Regions from separate parts of the Homo sapiens genome. Here region 1 is linked to region 2. Evidence: chromatin loops called from intact Hi-C (ENCODE). Cell type or tissue: body of pancreas. All regions are shown on one strand. Links, peaks and the distances in the headings refer to the core of each region. The heading gives the core; the rest is flanking DNA. Region 1 overlaps ADAP1 (ArfGAP with dual PH domains 1). Region 2 overlaps COX19 (cytochrome c oxidase assembly factor COX19).

Region 1 (5,825 bases), core at 20-2,519, 66 kb after region 2:
CTGTTGTCTCTGGAGGCAGTCGGGCACCAGGAGCCTGCGACTCCCACGGCCTGGAGATCTCGCTCCTGCAGCCTCATCTGGTTCCTGGGTGGAGCCCTGCTGCCCGGGTCCTACGTCTTTCTCGTTTACTTATTCCTCTTGGTAGAAGTGATGTGCCTGGAGGGAAAGGGGTCACCTGGCACCTTGGACTGTTCTACCTCCTGCCTGGCTTAGACTGTGGCTAGATATAGAATTCTAGGTTGGAATTAATTTTCCTGCTAATTCTGAAGGCTTTGCACCACGGATTCCTCCATCCTAGTACGTTTGTCCCGCGGTTTTGAAATTCTCCAATGCTGTGCGTGTGTTGGCAAGGGTCCCTCGTCTTTTCATGTGCTGGGTACAGGCCCAGGGTGGCCCTTCCAGTCCAGTTACTGGTTTCCATGAGGTCAGGGATTGCTTTCTTATCTAATGATTTCCTCCCTCCACTTTCCCTGTTCTCATTTTCTGAAACTCCTGTTATTGGTGCTCTTAAACTGGTTCATTTTTCTTCTACTTTCTGGGAAATTTCTTCAACTTTGTCTCCAACACTGTGTTGAGGGTTTTGTTTCTGCTGTCATGCATTTAGTTTTTCAGAGAGCCTTTGGTTCTTGGAGTATTTATTTTTCTTTCTTTCTTTTCTTTCTTTTTTTTTTTTTGAGGCAGAGTTTCGCCCTTGTCACCCAGGCTGGAGTGCAGTGGTGCAATCTCGGCTCACTGCAACCTTTGCCTCCCTGGTTCAAGTCATTCTCCTGCCTCAGCCTCCCGAGTAGCTGGGATTACAGGCATGCGCCACCACACCCAGCTAATTTTGTATTTTTAGTAGAGACGGGGTTTCTTCATGTTGGTCAGGCTGGTCTCGAGCTCCCGACCTCAGGTGATCCACCTGCCTCAGCCTCCCAAAGTGCTGGGATTACAGGTGTGAGCCACTGCGCCCAGCCGCAATTTTTGTATTTTTAGTAGAGACCGGGTTTCACCATGTTGGTCAGGCTGGTGTCCAACTCCTGATCCTCCAAAGATAATTCCCCCCGCCCAGGGCAGACGCTTGGCCCCCAGCTGTGGGAGCTGAGGGAGTTTCCGCTGCAGCCTGCAGGGTCACAGAGCTCCAGCGTGGAGTGCACCAGGCATGCCCCGTCTGCCCGGAGCCCCAGAGTCGGCTCCATCTCCTGCTGGGGGAAAAGGGGCGATTTTCCAACCAGTTCTGCTTAGAGCCCCCTGCATTTCCGGGGGACCTGGAGCTGTGAATTCCCAAGGCCTTTGGGGCAGTGTGGTGTGGACGGGTTCAGCTTCCTCTAGGAGGAGGGAGGGCGGGGCCAAATGGGACGGGGCGGGCCGGAGGAAAGGGTGGGCGGGGGAAGGAGGGGAGGCGGGGCCTCGGGCTGGTTGGGTGGCGTGGGTGTGGCTTGTGGGCGTGGCCTAGGAGGAAGGGCCACAGGAGAAAGCAGGGCTGGAGGCCGATGAGGGGCAGTCGGGGTGGGTGGGGCTTTGCTGGGTGGGGCCACTGGAAGAGGACAGGGCAATCCCACTGCTATGGGAGGAGCCTGGGGCTACACCATCCTCCAGCTGGTGCTGGGCCGGGTGCCAGCTGGAGAAGCCGTGACTGGATTGGTCCAGTGCTGGGGGCTTTGCCTGTGGGACAAAAGTCAAGGCCAAAGGGGCTGGGGAGAAGCCTGAGGAGGGATGGGGCTCCCTGGCTCTTCCTGGGCAGGAGAGGGTGCAGCCAAGAGTAAAGATGGGCACCTTTCCAGAGGTCACCAGCTCCAGGCTGTAGGCTGAACAGGAGGCCCAGGGCGCAGGTTATAATGTCATGGGGCCAAGGGTCTGGGCAGACCCCAGGAGGGGCGCTGGGTCTAGGGGCAGGGGACAGCCAGGCTGAAGTCTAGACCCAGAGGGCACCCGACGTGGGGCTGGGTGCCAGGCCTGGGCTATGGGCCCTCTGTTCCAGGGTGCTGGCCCACCCCACGCTCTCCAGAGGACCAGGGCGGCTCCCTGGAGAGCAGTTTTGCTCTCTGCCCACTCTCGGTAGGGGCCACAGCTCCAAGGGCGTTTATAAACAGATGAGCCTCCCTTCTCCCACCACCCCAAGACTTGCTTGAGCTACAAAATAAGGATCTTCATAAAAATAGCACCATCTGAAAGGAAGGCAAGTTGGCCCAGGCCCCAGCAGCACCAGGGCCACAGAGTGAGCTTGGATGGCAGCCCCCGACCCTGTCCAGCCCGGCCCGGCCCGGCCCTTCGGCCCTTCGGCCCTTCTCAGGACTTCGCCGGGGGAGGCTGCACCTGCCCTCCCGCAGAGGGGCAGCCCCTGTGTAGCAGCCCCGGCCTCAGCGTGGGCACAGGGGCCAGGCCTGCGGCAGGACTGCTGGGAGCTGAGGTGCCGGGGAGGAGGAAGGGGCTGGGCTCTGGGGGAAGCGGCCCCTCTGTGGGGACCCCAGCCCCTCTGTGGGGACCCCAGCGCTGCAGCCTCCTCAGCCCAAGCCTGTGCCCACCTTTGCCCCTAGGAGATTGTGGACTGGTTCAATGCACTCCGAGCTGCTCGCTTCCACTACCTGCAGGTGGCATTCCCAGGGGCCGGCGACGCAGATGTGAGTGGCGGCCCTGCGGTCAGCTCCAGGGCAGACAGGGGTGGTGGGGTGGGGGGTGGACGGAGCCCTCGTGCCCTGAGTCTGGGATGATGTTGAGCCCTAGGGTGGGCCTGGGACTGGCCAAGGGCTCACCCTGACGTGCCTGCAGCCCTCCTGCCTCACTCTAGAACTTCAGCTCAGCCAAAGGGGAAAGCGGGGAGGGAAGGGGTGGCAAGCAGAGGCAGAAATGTGGATCCTGCGGAGGCTAAGCCAGGCCTGGGCCCTGACCTGGTGGCCCGGGGTGAGGGGAGCACAGAGGGGCACAGCCAGGGAGGGGCTCGGCCTGAGCTGCACTTCTGAGGTCCCCTGCCTGGTGTGTCCTGCCCTAGCTGGTGCCAAAGCTCTCCAGGAACTACCTGAAGGAAGGCTACATGGAGAAGACGGGGCCCAAGGTGGGTGTGCCGCACGTGCGGCCTGGGGTGGCCTGGGGTACGCCATGGTGGGTCTCGGACTGAAGTGCAGCAGCCTTGCCAGCTGCCGCCTGTGTTTTAAACTGGTGTCTGGTGGGTCCTCACAGCCCCTTGTCTGTGCCTGGCCGGGGTCCCCGAGGACTCGGGCCACTGTCCTAGGCTTTGGTTAGACCCTCCCTGCCCGCTCACGTCTGACCAGCTTCCTCACCCACGGGACCGTGCACCTGCGCGGCCAGGGGCCCACATCTTGCCATTCCCTGAGGCATAATGTGGGAGGGAGACACAAATCCTGGGAGTCTTGGTGGTCCCGGAGGAGAAGTGCAGGTGTGAGGGCTCGTAAGTGAGGCCTGGGCCCCCATCTGGGGCCCAGGGAGGGCTGGGGGACCTGGAGGAGCAGGAGGGAGGTGCCGTGTGGAGGCTGGAGGACAGGCGTGTGCGGAGGCCTCGTGGGGCGTGGCCAGCGGCAGGCGTGAGTGAATGGAGGTGACTGACCCGGGCCAGTCTGGGCCCTGCCCTCCGGGGTGTGCTGTGGTCAGCTGGATGTAGGGCCTGCCTCGGCGACCTGCCGGTCACGGGCCCTCTCTGACCCACAGCAAACGGAAGGCTTCCGGAAGCGCTGGTTCACCATGGATGACCGCAGGCTCATGTACTTCAAAGACCCCCTGGTAAGGAGGAGCTGTGGCCCCAGCACGGGAGGGCAGCTCACTGGCTGGGGTTGCCAGATGCGTGACCAGGAGGGCGGGTGGCCTCCCGAGTCCTGGCCTGAGTGAAGCGGGGCTGGAAGGGACATGGCCCCGCCTCCAGTGCGGTCCCCACCCACAGGACGCCTTCGCCCGAGGGGAAGTCTTCATTGGCAGCAAGGAGAGTGGCTACACGGTGCTGCATGGGTTCCCGCCGTCCACCCAGGGCCACCACTGGCCACATGGCATCACCATCGTCACGCCCGACCGCAAGTTTCTGTTTGCCTGCGAGACGGAGTCCGACCAGAGGGAGTGGGTGGCGGCCTTCCAGAAGGCGGTGGACAGGCCCATGCTGCCCCAGGAGTACGCAGGTGAGGGGGGCGGGCGGCCGGCGGCCTGGAAGGGCTCCCAGCTCCCCGCCGCTGTGACAACGCTGGACCCTGTTCCGTTGCAGTGGAGGCGCACTTCAAGCATAAACCTTAGCGAGTGCGGCTGGAGGACCACGGACATTGGACTCACTGTGGCTGGACGGAGGGGACCCGTGGATGGGGGGGCTCTGGCGTCCTGAGGCCACCTGGCCCCACCTGCTCCTCAGGGCAGCCCGGCGCGGCCAGGTAGGGCCCGAGCTTCAGCTTCCAGGATGCTTCTCTGGAACCTCAAGGCAGGCAGCCCAGGCCCTGGGCCTGATCTCTAACCCCGTCATGCTGCTGCTGACCACACCCAGCCAACCTGCCCCTCCCTGACCCGGGGCCCCCTTTCCTCCAGGGCCCAGTCTGGCTCCCGAGCTCAGACACAGCCCCCAGGAGCCGCCCACCACGGCTGTGGGAACTTCCAGGCCTCAGCGCAGAGCCCTGCTTGGGGCCAGCACGGTGGGCAGCTGCCGGCCGCTGGGGACTGGGCCCTGCTCGCATGCCGCCCCGCCCTCCCCCCACCTCCACGACTATTTATTGAGCGCCTGTTGTGTGTCACGGGGCTATGAGGGCCGTGGGGTGTTTGGGTGGATTATCCACACAGGTCCCGGCCCCTGCCCGGGCTGGAGTTGCCACAGCCTGTGCTCCTGGTCCTCACCTGGAGGGGCCAGCAGGCTGCCGTCCCACCACACGTGGCCTCTGCGCCCAGCACGGTGCTCGCCGACAGTGGTGTCTGAACCCTTGGGGACGAGGGCCTGGGCCGCGGTGAGGCCACCAGAGGCAGGAGTGGCCCTGGGGGTCCCGGGCACTGTCGCGCTTGCTGCAGGCGGCCCAGCCGTGTATTTATTTTTCACCTATCTCCTTCCTGTCAAGGCAGGCCGGGCTCCAGGGCTCCCCTTGCGTGGGGCATGTAGGTGGGGGAGGCGTCTGCAGGTCACCTGGGGGGCCCAGCCCTCTCCCAGCCTTGCCTGGCTGAGCTGTGTTCCAGGGGAGCCCTGGACAAGCCCTCATAGGCAGGGAGGGGGTTTCCGAGGCCAGGCATCCGCCGCCCCGTGTCGCATCCTGGAATAAAATGTGGCTCTGGCATGGTTCCAGCTGTGTGTCCGAGGATGGAGTGGGGAGGAAGTTGGGCTGGGAACACGTGGCCCTGCCTCCCTGGCTTCAGGAGAATCTTCGTCTGCTCCCAGGGACCTGACAGGGCCCTCGCTCCCTGAGGTTTGGAGGGAGGACACGGTGTCTGAGCTAGTCACAGCGCCATGCTCCTTGTACACGGGAGACGGTCCCTACCCGAGGTGCCCCCCAGCACCCCTTCCCCAGGTGCCCCCCTTCCCCAGGTGCCCCCTCCATCTGAGGCCCGCCAGGCAGTTCCTGGGCAGAGTCCACAGCCTGAAAGCCAAGCCAAGCTCAGCATGAAGGACAGTGTGGGGGATGCATCCCGGGTCGGGGGTCCCCTGTGCCTGCCAGCCCACCCCCCCAATGCTGGGCCCCTCAGCCCTCACACAGAACATGCTGAATCCCACTTCTCCAATGAGGAGCTGGGACTCTAGGGCGGAGTAGAGGTCTCCCAATCCCAGCCTAGGGGTCCCCAAGGCAGCTGTGCTGGTGACGAGGATGTGGGCGAGGTACCCCCACTTGGAGCTGAAACCCCAGGCAAGTGCCCCGCAACCTCACCAGGTGCCACGGTCC
Region 2 (8,432 bases), core at 2,890-5,389:
GGCGCCTGCCACCTTGCCCGGCTAATTTTTTGTATTTTTAGTAGAGACGGGGTTTCACCGTGTTAGCCAGGATGGTCTGGATCTCCTGACCTCATGGTCCGCCCACCTCGGCCTCCCAAAGTGCTGGGATTACAGGCGTGAGCCACTACGCCCAGGCTTTTGTTGTTTTTTGTTTTTGTTGTTTTTTTTTTCTTTTTAAAAATTCTGCTCTTTCTATAAGGTCAGTTATTTTGACCGTAGAATTTCGATTGGTTATTTGTTCATGAAAATCATCAAACATACAGAAGTTGAGGAGTCTACCTCCCATAACCGGCACCCACCCTGTTTTTAGCCATTTCTTTTCTTCCTTTTTCCTTCTGTGCTAAAATCCTAGACATTACTTTACTCCAACCTCCGTGTGTGTCTGTTTTAGAAAATGGACCACAATGGAGTTTTTAAAGTTGTCTCTTGAGGACTTGGACCATGTTTGCCTGATGTGAAAATATAGGTGTGTTTCAGATGACCACCGTGGTCTGAGATCTCAAGCCTCTGCAGTGATTTAGAAGTTCGCGTCCTGTCCTGGGGATTAGTTTTAGGCACCGGGTGTCACACAGACACGCTGGTGGAGCAGCCTCACCCGCTGCCAGCAGCACAGAGTGTGTGGGGGCCTCATGGGATGATGGCTGGGCCTCCTGGCTGGGTTGTGGGGAGGGTAAAGGAGGCCATCCCTGTAAAGCACGCAGCAGGATCGGGGGGCATGTCACCATGTGTGAGTTCACATGATAGTAACTATTGTCCTGAAGAGTGTGGGGCCCATAAAGAGTCATGCTGAGTCGTGAATTTCACGCCTCTAAGATGGCTGCACTGCGATAAACAGCTGGGAATTATTTTGGCAAGAAGTGGTGGCTCACATCTGTAGCCCCAGCACTTTGGGAGGCCAAGCAGGAGAATCACTTGAGCTCAGGAGTTCAAGACCAGCCTGGGCAACATAGTGAAACCCTATATCTACAAAAAATTTCTTTAAAAATTAGCTGGCTGGGTGCAGTGGCTCACGCCCGTAATTCCAACACTTTGGGAGGCTGAGGTGGGCAGATCACTTGAGGTCAGGAGTTCAAGACGAGCATGGTGAGACCCCATCTCTACTAAAAATATAAAAATTAGCCAGGCATGGTGGCAGGCGCCTGTAATCCCAGCTACTTGGGAGGCTGAGGCAGGGAGAATTGCCTGAACCCGGGAGGTGGAGGTTGTAGTGAGCCGAGATCATGCCGCTGCACTCCAGCCTGGGCAACAGAGTAGGACTCCGTCTCAAAAAAAAAAAAAAAAAAAAATTAGCTGGCCGGGCAGTGTGGCTCATGCATGTAATCCCAGCACTTTTGGAGACCAAGGTGGGTAATCACATGAGGTCAGGAGTTCGAGACCAGCCTGACCCATATGGTTAGACACCGTCTCTACTAAAACTACAAGAATTAGCCGGGCGTGGTGATGTGCACCTGTACTCCCAGCTACTCAGGAGGCTGAGGCACAAGAATCACCTGGACCTGGGAGGCGGAGGCTGCAGTGAGCCGAGATTGCACCACTGCACTCCAGCCTGGGCAATAGAGCGAGACTGTTTCTGGGAGAAAAAAAGAAATTAGCCACGCATGGTGGCATACACCTGCAGTCTCAGCTACCCAGGAGGCTGAGGCGGGAGGATCACTTGAGCCCAGGAGTTCAAGGCTGCAGTGAACTTGAACCGCTGATCACACCACTGCATCCCAGCATGGGAGACAAAATGAGACCCTGTCTCTTAAAAAAAAAAAAAAAAAAAAAAATATCAGATAACTGTCGACCTGAGTCTCAGTTCCATCTGGGTGGATGGCAGCCTGAGGTCTCCTCTGCCAGGGTGCCGTGGACAGTGGCAGGCACAGGTTCCAGGGATTAGGGCGTGAACACCTTTAGGGGTCATTATCCTGCCAATCAAAGCAAGTCTGAGAGGTCAGCGTGAAGCTGTTGTCCAGATACATCTTTTAGCAGGACGTGGGGAAGTGTTGTGTGCTGGGGGCAGCGGGTGCAGCTGCCCCTCTTGGACATCCCAAGAGGCCCCAGGCCTTAGGCCCTGGGACGTCTCTAGGTGGTCATGTCCTCATTGTCCTGTTGACTCTGCCCAGTGGGGAAGGCACCAGCCACGGGGGCCGAGGCCGAGGGGCCACTCTCCCAGGACATAGATGGAGGTGGCAGGACCCCCGGTGTGCGCTGGGAAGCCGGGGCCTGCAAGGGCCCCTCTTGTCCTCTCTGCACCTCCCGCCCTGACAGCTTTCTCTTTTTCTTTTAGAAAATTGATGCTACAAGAACCATTGGAGAAACTGGGATTTGGAGACTTGACTAGTGGAAAATCAGAGGCAAAAAAATGAATTTTGATGAGAAGACCCCTGGGCCGTGTTCAGTGGTCTCTCAGGACGGAGGGCATCATCCTGCCTCTTAGGTTGGCTGAGGCCTGCGTGTGGTGTCCTTAGAAATGGGCTTCGAATAGAAGCTCCAGCCCTGTGGGGGCGTCTCCTGGGTAGGGAGTGGCGTCCCGTTTTCCCTTAGGAGGGTGTTTCTGCATTGAACCCCTGAGTGGGACGGCGTTCCCGGCAAAGCTGGGAGGGAGGCGAGCGTGGGGCAAGACCCTTGTCTTCGAGGCCGGGGCCCTCTTGTATGGGGCGGTTTTATGTTGCAGTCCTCTGATACTTTCTGAGTTCAAAGAGGTAAATGTATAAATTTCAGTCCCTTCTGAACACAGATATCATCAGAAAATTACCATTCCCTAGCAGGATGTTTTCGTGTTTGTATTCGTATATGCCAGTTCATTTCCTTTGAAAAAAAAAAAAAGTGGAACACAAAGTAGGAAGTGAGAACCTTCTGGCTTTGGATGGATTGACTTCTTGATTCTTTCTGGTTTTGCCTGAACACCAAGTAGCTTCATAATCAAAGGGTCATTTTCTGGTTTGTATCAGACCGTATTTATAAAGTTGGGTATTTAATTTCAGTAACTCCTGTATTTTAACAGAAAAAGAACCTGAGTCCATTTGCAGTTAGGCTCGCACCAGCTGTCTTCTGTGCCAGCCAGCTCCGCCCGAGACCCCGGCACGTGTTCGCAGCACAGCCTGGCAGGGGCCCTGAGCGGAGTTCTCAGCCCGTCTGTGCCAAAGTTGCCTGTGGGTCACGGAAACCCGGCCCATGTCCACCCAGTGCGTCAGGCCAGCCGGGGCCCAAACCTGTGGATGGAACGCAGGTGCCTGCACATCTGGGGCCTCAGCCAGACCTGTCTCCTTCCCAGGCACTGTCGGAAAGGGGCTGGCTCCTGTCTGGTCAGTGGAGGATGGTGGCAGGAGACGGGGTGGGGAGGTCCAGGTCACGTCCTCTCTGGCGACCCTGGCAGTGGCTGTCTCCAAGCCCTGGCAGGTGGGGCCACCAATCTGGCCGACCTCAGGCTCTGGGAAACAGGCTGCCCTCGTCCCTCTGCCTGTGGGTGGCTGAGGCTTCTCAGCCCATCTCCAGTTCTCTGCAGCAAAGGCCCTCTGTTTCTGTCCTGCAGTGGTGGCCCTTTCGTGGTTAAACATGTCCCTCCCCTCCTCACAGAACTGAGTACCTATTGCGGCTGGGCCCGCCCAACCCTGTGTCCCTGCACCCATGGGTTCTACCACCTGATTCGGCTGCAGCTGTCACTGTCCCGTGTCTGCTCTCTGTCAGGCCTCTGAGTGCTGCAGACGTATTAACATATCACCGCTAGTTGATGGAAAGTCTTGTTTCTTATTAGAATATTTTGTGTAGGCACAGGGTTGCCCCAGCACTGTCTATAGCAACCCCAGTGTCCTCACAGTGCACGTGAGCCGTGACGCAGCCACCGTGGAGTCGGCGCTGACGCGGTGTGGCCACGTGCCATGAGCTCGCCAACGCAGTGCGGCTATATGGCGTGAGCTTACTGTGAAGTGGAGACAGGCAGGGACACAGGAAACTACAAACGAGAAATCCAGAAGGAGGAGCTGGAACTGATGGGCATAGCCGGCCGCGAGCCCCTCCGAGCACCCCTGGGGGTGGAGTTCTGGCTGTCATGGCAGAGGGTTTCACATGCTCAAAAAGTAAATGAACCAGGATGTGAGGGGAACACAACAGACCATGCCGACGGAGCTCCCGGGCCCAGGCCGGGGCCTCTTCCCATCGCACTCTGACCCGCCGTCGGGAGTGCCCAGGCCCGGGTCGGGCCTGCCTCTCCGCTCGCACCGCACTCTGACCCATCAGGAGTGTGGGGAAGACCGTCGACCAAAGGTGGGAAAGACAGGAAAGATACTGTACTCTAAGTAGTAAATTTGTTTTTTGCGTGGACGATTCTGAAGCTGTATTCTGAGATGGAAAAAACTAGAAATACATCGTGGATGATGAGAGCCAGGTGTATTGAGCTCCTGCTTTTCTAACGTACAAAGGTAACTGGATAGAGAAACGGAGTGATCGCCCTCACCTGGCCAGGGTGTGCTCCGAGACCCCAGCAGGTGCCGAAGCCGCGGATAGTCCCGAATCCTGTCCAGGCGCTGTTTTTTCCTGTACGTACCTGTGATCAAGTCTGAGATGTGACAGCAAAACTGACAGAACTTCGTGCTTCCCTCTTCAAAATGTCACAGATGGGCACTGTGTTCTTACCGGAGATCTTAGCAACCTCGGCATCTGGCTGTTTTTCTTATAGGTCAGGAGTTTCCACCTTTTCCCTTAAAGGAAGCGCTTGGCAGCTTCTCTGGTGTGTCTGAGTCGCCAGCATCACCACTGTCCTGTTCTGGGGCCATTCTTAAGTAAAATAAAAGCTTCTTGGACCCAAGCACCACATCACCGCGATGGCTGGTCTGATCACCGAGATGGCTGCTGAGTGCCTGGCAGGCAGGGTGGCGTGGATGGCCCGAAACGCTGGACGGAGGGAGGGTTGATGTCCCAGCAGGACGGCTGCTCAGAACAGCACAGAATCAAAAACTCATGAATGGTTTATTTCTGGAATTTTCCACTTAGTATTTTTGGACTGTGGCTGACCATGGGTAACTGAAACCGTGTGTAAGGGGGACTGTTGTGAGGGGCTGTGCACAAATGCTTCCCAGCTCTTGAGGGCCTGGACGCAGTGACCCGTGCACTCAGGGTCTTGGCCCTGATACCATTCTGTAACCAAAAGGAACCAGGGCCAGGCCAGAGAAGGTATCAGATGAGCTAGAGAGTGAAGAATTGCTGGGATGAGGAGACTTGTTGAAATAACACGGGGGGATGGGAAGGAGCATACGGTGGCCAGCCTGGGGCAGTGTGAGCGTGAAAATAAACAGGCTGGGCGCAGCGGCTCACGCCTGCAATCCCAGCACTTTAGGAGGCCAAGGTGGGAGGATCACTTGAGGCTAGGAGTTCAAGACCAGCCTGGGCAACATGGGTGAAACCCTGTCTCTACAAAACAAGAAAAGTCAGCCGTGCGTGGTGTCACCCGCCTGTAGTCCCAGATACTCAGGAAGCTGAGGCAGGAGGATCACTTGAGCCAGAGGTTAAGTCTGCAGTGAGCTGTGATTGTACCACTGCTCTCCAGCCTGAGCAACAGAGCCGGACCCTGTCTCACCAAAGGAAAAAAAAAAAAAAAAAAGAAAGAAAATTAATTATTGTAATGGGCTGTAGCCCTCAGAATAAATTGATATCCAGTAGTCTATACAACATAAGTAATTGCGTAAACATGTCAGTGGGGGGAGGGCCAGGTCTGTCTTATTAATTCTAATATAGAAGAAATTTTGGGAACAGGAAACTGCTGTTGCAGAAACCACACTGGTGACAGGTGCAGATTACAACCCTCAGCGGGCCGGGCGCCAGTGGCTCACGCCTATAATCCCAACACTTTGGGAGGCCGAGGCAGGCAGATCACTTGAGGCCAGGAGTTCAAGGCCAGCCTGGCCAACATGGAGAAACCCTGTCTCTACTAAAAATACAAAAATTAGCTGGGGCTGGTGGCGTGTGTCTGTAATCCAGCTATTCGGGAGGCCGAGGTGGGAGAATTGCCTAAACCAGGAGGCAGAGGTTGCAGTGAGCAGGGATTGTGCCACCACACTCCAGCCTGGGCGACAGAACCGTCTCAAAAAAAAACCCTCAGTTGCCATGAAGTGAGTGGTGACGTGTGGTGTGAAGCAGGTGTCTGCTGTCTTGAGAAACCTCCCCTTGAGATGCATAGTGACCTCCGAGGAGACAGTCATGTCACAGCAGAACGGCAGAGGCCCCCTTAACCCAGCAGCCACCGCCGGGAGCGAGCCGCACAGGCCGCACCGACCTGGGGGCGTCCCTGAGGGCACGGTATCACCTCTGGTTCTCTTGCCCAACTGCATGGCCTGAATGTAATCCCAAGGAGACAACAGACACAGACCCAAACCGAGGAGCCTTCTGCGAAGTGACTGGCAGCGCTGGCCCAGTGTTATGTAAGATGTTATTTGGGGAACTGGGTATACACACTGTCCTATTTTTGGAACTTTTTGGAAGTCTGAAATTATTTTGAAATGAGGAAAAAAAAATATGCTTTGTATGAAACTATAGTGGAATAGATTGAGTCGATTCTCGTTTCAAAATAACTTCAAAGAGTTTCCAATAGGCATGATGCCGGCATGAATGGTTTCAGCAGGTCACAGGCAGAGAAGCCGGAATCCCAAAATAGCGCCATTGTGTGGACAACCTGACTCCTTACAAACGTGCAGTGGCTTCCCAACGCTGCCTTTGAGTTTCTGGGTCTGGCTGCTGAATGTGTTGTGCTTAAGAATCCAGACACCCTGCTGTTCCTGCCAGAGCTTCTCACGAGATATTTCGGGTAGTTCATCATCTGTCATGTGCAGAATGCATTTTATTTCTCATAGACGCTTGTCATGATAAGCTGGCCACATTATTAAAAGGCTCCCAAAGACAATTTCCAGAGCGTTTTCCAAGCGTTCCCCTTGGGCATGAGGTAAACCGGAGGTAGCGTGGTCGCAGGCCTGGCCCGGTGTGGCTTCCCAGGAGGGGAGGTCTGACCTGGAGGCCCAGAGCCCCCCAGGGTCGGGTCTGCAGCCCCAGGGCTGATGCGTGGGGCCTCGTTTGCACAGGCCGTGTAGCCGGAGCTCAGCACTGGACCTGTTCCACCCAGGCCTCAGGAGCAAGGCAAACTGACTTCCTGAAGCTTCCTGTATCGGTTCCTCTGGCCACAGTAACAGATTACTGCAAGCCCAGCGGCTTAGAGCACCGCAAGCATTACTATTCCAGAGCAGAGTCCAAAAGGGGCCCAGGCCAGACACGATGGCCCACACCTGTCATCCCGGCAGTTTGGGAGGCCAAGGTGGGAGGATCGCCTGAGGCCAGGAGTTTGAGACCAGCCCTGGCAACGTAGTGAAACCCTGTCTCTACAAAAAAAAAAAAAAAATTGTTTTTAACTTACCCTGGTGTGGTGGCATGCACCTGTAGTCCCAGCTACTCAGGAGGCTGAGGCAGGAGGATCGCCTGAGCCTGGGAAATAGAGGCTGCAGTGCACAATGATGGCACCACTGCACTTAAGCCTGGGAGACAGAGCAAGACCCTGTCTCAAATTACAAACAGCCCAACAGGGCTGTGTCCTCTCGGCAGGCTCTGGGGGGAACCGTTTCCCGCCTCGGCAGGCTCTGGGGGGGAACCGTTTCCCGCCTCGGCAGGCTCTTGGGGGGAACCGTTTCCCGCCTCGGCAGGCTCTGGGGGGGAACCGTTTCCCGCCTCGGCAGGCTCTGGGGGGAACCGTTTCCCGCCTCAGCGGGCTCTGGGGGGAACCGTTTCCTGCCTTCTCTGGAGTCGAGGCACCTCAGTCAGGGCTGGGACTTGGTCCAACCTCCAGCCAGCAGTGCAGCCCCTTCCGATCCCTCCGACCCCTGCCCCTGTGCTCCTGTCTCTCCGGCTCTGACCTCCTGCCTCCCTCTCAGGACCCTTGGAACTGCACCGGGTCCTGCTAATCCTGGACCATCCCCATCTTGGTCCCAAACAACCCGATCTGCCATGTAAGCACCATGTTCACAGGTCCCAGGGGCCAGGATGCAGACATCTTCAGGGACATTTTTCTGTCCCCACACCTGGTTGTGAGGCGTGTGGGTGGCTCAGTCTTGGCCCGGGGCGGCAGCAGGTCCGTCTGGTCCCCTCGTGGCTCTGGACGGCTGTGCACCTCGACAGGTGTCCCCACTCAGAGGGGAGGCTGGGGGCTTACTCATCCACTCTGAAGAGCCAGGGGGTGGGGGTCATCCCTGAGGGCAGTGGGGTTGGTCTGCGGGGCCGCCTGCCAGACAGGGCCGGGCAGAGCGTGGTGCTTTGGGGCGGGGGATGGGAGCCCACCCCTCTTAGCCTGCAGGGGCTGCGTGACTTTGGAGGAAGCAGAAGCGCTGTGGTGGGGGTGGCCCCTGCTGGACGGCGGCAGCACCACAGCACCCTTGAGGGCCACCTGCAGAGGCAGA

Evidence for each region. Peaks named below come from ENCODE experiments on the same cell type or tissue, not always from the same donor. Only the 100,000 strongest peaks of a DNase experiment are listed, where the experiment ranks them.
Region 1: it touches region 2 in a loop (2.4-fold over the local background); 50 of 110 quality-filtered maps call a loop at or near these places.

What each region holds. Positions count from the first base shown.
Region 1 is chr7:897,308-903,132 of GRCh38, reverse strand. It overlaps ADAP1 (ArfGAP with dual PH domains 1), which reads left to right. Exons shown (of 11, transcript NM_006869.4): 7 at 2,517-2,600; 8 at 2,969-3,031; 9 at 3,643-3,714; 10 at 3,872-4,100; 11 at 4,184-5,233. The coding sequence ends at 4,212. Among named protein-coding and RNA genes, the nearest start is that of GET4, 24 kb to the right of the region's middle. RefSeq lists enhancers at 1,067-1,126, 3,185-3,771, 3,772-4,359 and a silencer at 1,487-1,556. In body of pancreas, for the core only: no CTCF peak of the experiment used is centred there; a DNase peak (open chromatin) is centred at 1,422; H3K27ac peaks cover 483 bases.
Region 2 is chr7:963,315-971,746 of GRCh38, reverse strand. COX19 (cytochrome c oxidase assembly factor COX19) reads left to right here. Exons shown (of 3, transcript NM_001031617.3): 3 at 2,291-6,895. The coding sequence ends at 2,369. Among named protein-coding and RNA genes, the nearest start is that of COX19, 8.0 kb to the left of the region's middle. RefSeq lists enhancers at 3,676-4,176, 4,177-4,677, 7,148-7,257, 8,280-8,432. In body of pancreas, for the core only: no CTCF peak of the experiment used is centred there; no DNase peak of the experiment used is centred there.